Regions from separate parts of the Homo sapiens genome. Here region 1 is linked to region 2. Evidence: chromatin loops called from intact Hi-C (ENCODE). Cell type or tissue: Caco-2. All regions are shown on one strand. Each heading gives the region's core, and the rest is flanking DNA. Links, peaks and the distances in the headings are about the cores only. Region 1 overlaps ABAT (4-aminobutyrate aminotransferase). Region 2 overlaps ABAT (4-aminobutyrate aminotransferase).

Evidence for each region. Hi-C counts contacts between places; a loop is a spot of excess contacts. Peaks named below come from ENCODE experiments on the same cell type or tissue, not always from the same donor. Only the 100,000 strongest peaks of a DNase experiment are listed, where the experiment ranks them.
Region 1: it touches region 2 in a loop (8-fold over the local background); 7 of 110 quality-filtered maps call a loop at or near these places.

The regions. Positions count from the first base shown.
Region 1 is chr16:8,677,111-8,679,941 of GRCh38, forward strand. The region is part of intron 1 of ABAT (4-aminobutyrate aminotransferase); the gene reads left to right. Among named protein-coding and RNA genes, the nearest start is that of ABAT, 3.9 kb to the left of the region's middle. In Caco-2, for the core only: no CTCF peak of the experiment used is centred there; DNase peaks (open chromatin) are centred at 1,541 and 2,284.
Region 2 is chr16:8,752,096-8,755,005 of GRCh38, forward strand. The region is part of intron 5 of ABAT (4-aminobutyrate aminotransferase); the gene reads left to right. Among named protein-coding and RNA genes, the nearest start is that of TMEM186, 44 kb to the right of the region's middle. In Caco-2, for the core only: no CTCF peak of the experiment used is centred there; a DNase peak (open chromatin) is centred at 1,516.

The DNA.
Region 1 (2,831 bases), core at 332-2,831, 75 kb before region 2:
AATCTGCCACTTAGTGTCTGATCTTAACCTCTCTGTGACATATCCTTGGGGTAAAATGAGTTAATCCTCATAAAATGTTTAGCACACAGCAAAATGAGCAGAAACAATGATTACAAGTGCAAAGTCATAAAACCTCTAATCATGAAGTGGGGAGGTGCTTATGCCTTAAGGCAAAACTTGTAACCCTTGCCGTAGATAATCTGCCAGGGCCAAGGTGCCTGGGGACAAGGGGATGTCTTCCTAGAGAGACAGTGTAGTATGTGGAATGGACCACAGACCCTGAAGCCAGATGGAGTAGAGAGTTGGCCACTGGTAGTGGCTGTCTATGGAAACTTAGGCAAGTCATTCATGTCTCTGAACCTCAGTTCCTCGTCTTTGAATGAGGTTTGTTGGGGTTGGACATCAGAAAAGAGACAGGTCTAGATGAGGGGTTCTCATTTTGGGCACTGTTGACAGTTGGGTCAGAGGATTCTTTGTTGTGGGACTCCCCTGTGTATTGTAGGATATTCAGCAGCGCCTCTGGTCTCTACCCACTAGATGCCAGTGACACTCCCTACCCCATGAGTCATGTCCATCAGAAATGTCTGCAGACATTGCCAGATGTGCCCTGGGGAGCAAAATCATCCTTTTCCTTCGCTATTGAGAACTGCTGGTCTAATACATGGCCTTAAACATAGTTGATACTTAATATAAAACAGCTTCCTAGCTGAGGCGGGTGGATGGCTTGAGCCCAGGAGTTTGAGACCAGCGTGGGCAACATGGCAAAACCCCATCTCTGTAAAATACAGGAAAAAAAAAATCAGCTGGTCATGGTGGCATGCGCCTGTAGTCCTAGCAACCTGGGAGGCTGAGGTGGGGGGATTGCTTGAGCCCGGGGAGGTCGAAGCTGCAGTGAGCCATGATCACACCACTGCATTCCAGCCTGGGTGACAGAGTGAGACACTGTCTCCAAAAAAAAACAAAATAAAAACCAAAAACAGCTTCTTTCTTGCACAAGCTCCTCGTTTTGGTTTCTGTGTAATGAGGAGAAGGAGATGTGTCTAGCTGTGGAGCCTTCCAATATTAATAACAATTTTTAATTTCTCACATTTACACAAGACTTTCTTGTCTGGTTTTTGTTTTTCTCTTTAGTAGAGACAGAGTCGGGTGGTCTCTAACTCCTAGGCTTAAGCGATCCTCCCGCCTTGGCTTCCCAAAGCACTGGGGTTACAAGTGTGAGTTACAACCAAAGCGCTGGGGTTACAAGTGTGAGTTACAGGAATAAGCCACAGCACCCAACCTACACAGGACCTTATCATCTCCAAAGCACTGTTGTGTCTATGACACTGTTTCTCACTCTACAGATAAGCAAACTAAGCCTCACAAAGGTTAAAAGACTTGTCTAAGACCATCACCCGCTTCTCCACCAGGCATCAGAGAAACATCCATGCCAGAAATTGTTTGAGAAACAACTGAGTTCTGGGCCTTCTTCAGATTAGTTATCAGGGTCTTTCGAAACTTCAATGGCATGCTCTTTGGTCCAGCAATCCCACTTTGAAAAATCTCACACAGAAATGCTCACACTTGCACTGACATAACATAAAAATGTCCATGGCAGAGCTTGCAACACTGGTATGGGAAGGGATTACAGTATATGCATTCATGTGGGAGAATGAGTAGATTTTAGATGAATGAGGTGGATCCACATTCCTGACCTTGAAAGGTTCCTGAGTCATATTATTTAGTGAAAAAGATAAAGTCACAGAATCAACATAGCCAGTATGATCCTATTTTTTTTTAAATGTAAATATGCATGAACATGGATAGTTAGGGAAGTGGGGAATTAAAAGGACCTAGATAGTATGTATGTATGAGAACATATTCCTGGGGGAAGAAGAAGAAAATAAATCTCCGCCAGCTTCCCATGCATTAAAAATGAGCAAAGTGGGCTGGCCACCTTGTCTCACGTCTGCGATCCCAGCACTTTGGGAGGCTGAGGCGGCAGAATCACTTGAGCCCAGGAGTTTGAGGCTGCAGTGAGTTGTGAGTGAGCCACTGCACTCCAACCTGGGCAACAAAGGGACACTGTAAATAATTAATCATAAGATAAAAATTAAAATGAATAGAGCACAACCCACAGAGGTTGAGAGACTTGCTAACACCAGAAGTTGCCAGTGGTGAAATTCAGCTTTGAGTTTGCTGATAGTTACGGGGCCAAGAGACAGGAATCTGAGGCTCATCTCAGCAGGCCAAGCCTCCTTCCTTACTGTGGGGAAATTCCTTCTCTGAGCACCTAGAGGGATCCTGGTGTCAGACTGACCTCACCTGAATCAGGCTTCCACCCACGTGATGACCTCAGGCCAGCCACTTTAACTCTCAGTGCCTCATTTCTCTAACTTTAAAATAGCTAAAAGGCAAAGGAAAAAACATGAAAGCCAAAAAAAAAAAAAAAGGTAGAAGGAGGAGGCAATAGTAGAACCTCTCTCATTGGGCCGCTGTGAGGATTACATAAAACCATGTGTTCCGACCCCCAGTACTTAGTAGGTGCTTAATTAACACGAGCCCTGGTCTCTCCTGCCTTTTTCTCTGCTTGCCTGCTCCTTGCCAGGATGCAGAAGACAAAAGCCTCAGAAAGGACAGTGGGGGCTCCTGAGGCCCCAAGAATGCTTAGCAGGCTGAATCAGTTGTCCTCACTTCTTCACTTTGCCCTCTGATCCACCATGACCACTCTGCTGCAGGAGCTTTTAACAGAAAGCCTGGGAGAGCATTCTGAGGGGGTCTGTGCTATAGCTCTTCCTCCCTGGGGTCTAACCATCCTTGCTTTCTCTAGACACTCCACACATTAAACTGTC
Region 2 (2,910 bases), core at 164-2,663:
TCCCTGAGACCCAGCCTTGGCTGTCCCCCCTCCTCTTCTTCCCCTGCTCATTTCCTCACACCTATTTATTTGCCACTAACATGAGATTAGACAGTAAGCGGATGACTCATTCTTTGGGGGAAGTCCATCATTCAGGAATGCCTCAGCTATGGAAGGCATTTTGGAGACAAGAATTTAAAAACCCCATCTCCCCTTTGTGTGGGAGTGGAAGGGATGGGCTCTTGAGTTGTCCTGGGTTCAAATCCTGGCTCTACTATATATTAGCTGTGGGACTGTGACCCACCCCCGAGGACTCCCTCAGTCTGAATGCCCAGCTAGCCACTGTGTGCATGAAGGTCAGGGAATCAGATTAGCAGCATTTGTTTAAAAAACTAGAAGTTTGGTCGGGCACGGTGGAGCACGCTGATAATCCCAGCACTTTGGGAGGCCAAGGGAAGAGGATTGTTTGAGGCCAGGAGTTTAAGACCAATCTGGGCATTATAGTGAGAACCAACCCCAATCTCTACAAAAGAGTTTTAAAAATTAGCTAGTCATGCTGGTGCATGCCTGTAGTCCCAGCTACTCTGGAGGCTCAGTCAGGAGGATCTCTGGAGCCCAGGAGTTTGAGGCTGCAGTGGGCTATGATCACTCCACTGCACTCCAGCCTGAGGCAACAGTGCAAGACCCTGTCTCAGTAAAAAACAAAAACAGAAAAATTCTAGAAGTTCTAAAAGTTCTCTCTCTGGCCACCTGTCCTCCCGTATCTGTAGTCTTTGAAAAGATTTTTTTAAGTTAATACTTATAGAGAATTTACTATGCACTTGGCATATTGCCAAGTGCCTTATACATTATCTCATTAAATGGCTACAGCCACCTTGGAGTAGGGTCTTCTAACATCACCTCCAGTTGACTGATGGGCCCGAGTCTCAAGAGCTTGCAGGATTTTCCTGGCATACACAGGGAGTCCAAGGCTAAGCCAGGCTGTGCACAAACAACTCTCTGCCTCCCAAGCTTATTCTTTTTTTTTTTTTTTTTTTTAGACGGAGTCTTGCTCTGTCGCCCAGGCTGGAGTGTAGTGGCATGATCTCGGCTCACTGCAAGCTCTGCCTCCTGGGTTCAAGCGATTCTCCTGCCTCAGCTTCCCAAGTAGCTGGGACTACAGGTGCCCACCATCATGCCTGGCTACTTTTTTTTGTATTTTTAGTAGAGACGGGGTTTCACCGTGTTAGCCAGGATGGTCTCGATCTTCTGACCTCGTGATCCACCCACCTTGGCCTCCCAAAGTGCTAGGAATACAGGCGTGAGCCACCGCGCCTGGCCCTCCCAAGCTTATTTCTATGGTAGCTGCCTTGCAGACGCCTGCCCCTGCCCTGCCCTGAAATGTGGGGGTCCCACAGCATAGAAAGCCCAAGGCAGGATTTCCCTGATCAGAGGGACCAGCTCCGCTTTCATCTCTTCTTCAGAAGCCAGTAAGGCACGCCACATCTGAGGCTTAATGAGGTCTACCTGGAACAGGCTTAGCTCTCCAAAGGCAGAAAAGTCATGAACACACAGGCAGTGGTGATAAGGAACCAGGACTTAAAGACCTTTGGCCCCGAAACAGTTGGAGAAACCCAGAGTGTTCCTTTCTTGAGTAAGGTGTACTTTTCAGTCTTGGGGCCAGCGTGTGTTGGAGTAGGATGGGGGAGTGCCAGGGATGAATGTTAACCACCTTGGTCCCCCTCCAAGGCTGTCTCATCCGTCTTCTCGACCAGACAGAGTGGAACCCCAAGGCATTTCAAATCACTTTCACTTTTCTATTCTATTAGCAGAAAGTCTCCCCTGGGTGATGCCAGGTCTTTAATACCTGTCTCCACTGGCTGATCTCTTACTGTGGAGGAGTGCGCGGCCCAGGCTCAGAGGCTTGGGCAGGCAACAGAAAGATTGTTCCTACTGCATTCAACCTCTGGCCACATTGACATAAAGTCTCCTTTCAAAGCAAATGTATTTGGATGGACACAGTGGCTCACGCCTGTAATCCCACACTTTGGGAAGCCAAGACAGGAAAATAGCTTGAGCTCAGGAGTTTGAGACCAGCCTAGCCAACATGTTGAAACCCTGTCTATAAAAAAAAAAAAAAAAAAAAAAAAAATTAGCCGGGCATGGTGGTGCATACCTGTAATCCCAGCTATTCGGGAGGCTGAAGTGGGAGGATTGCTTAAGCTAGGGAGGTTGAGGCTGCAGTGAGCCATGATTACACCACTGCACTCCAGCCTGGGCAACAGAGTGAGACCATGTCTCAAACAAAGAAAACAACAAAAAGAAAAGGTTCAAGGGGTGGATTCTGAGATTAGCCGGTGACTGGTAGAAGGAAGAGGGGGTGGTCTGGAAAGTCCTCAGGCATGGACAGTTATATCCATGCTACTGCAGCGATTGCATGTTCAAATTCAGCAGGAGTTAGTGTGAACCTTGTGGTGGAAATTCAGGCCATGATATCAGCAAGCTCGTTTTGCACAAACTCCATTTGACCATCTTGGTCCCAACAGATTTCAGCTCGTTTCTCCTTGATCTCATAAGCAGAGAGAGTTTCAGCATTTTCAGCAAGTTGATTTATTTATTTCTTTCTTTCTTTCTTTCTTTCTTTCTTTCTTTCTTTCTTTCTTTCTTTCTTTTTTTTTTCTTGAAAACGGAGTCCCATTCTGTTGCCCAGGCTGGAGTGCAGTGGCACAATCTCAGCTCACTACAACCTCTGCCCCCCTGGTTCAAGCGATTCTCCTGCCTCAGCCTCCCAAGTAGCTGGGATTACAGGCACCTGCCACCACGCTGGGCTAATTTTTGTATTTTTAGTAGAGATGGGGTTTCACCATGTTGGCCAAGCTGGTATCAAACTCCTGAGCTGAAGTGACCCACCTGCCTCGGCCTCCCAAGTGAGATTCCTTTCTTATCTGCTAT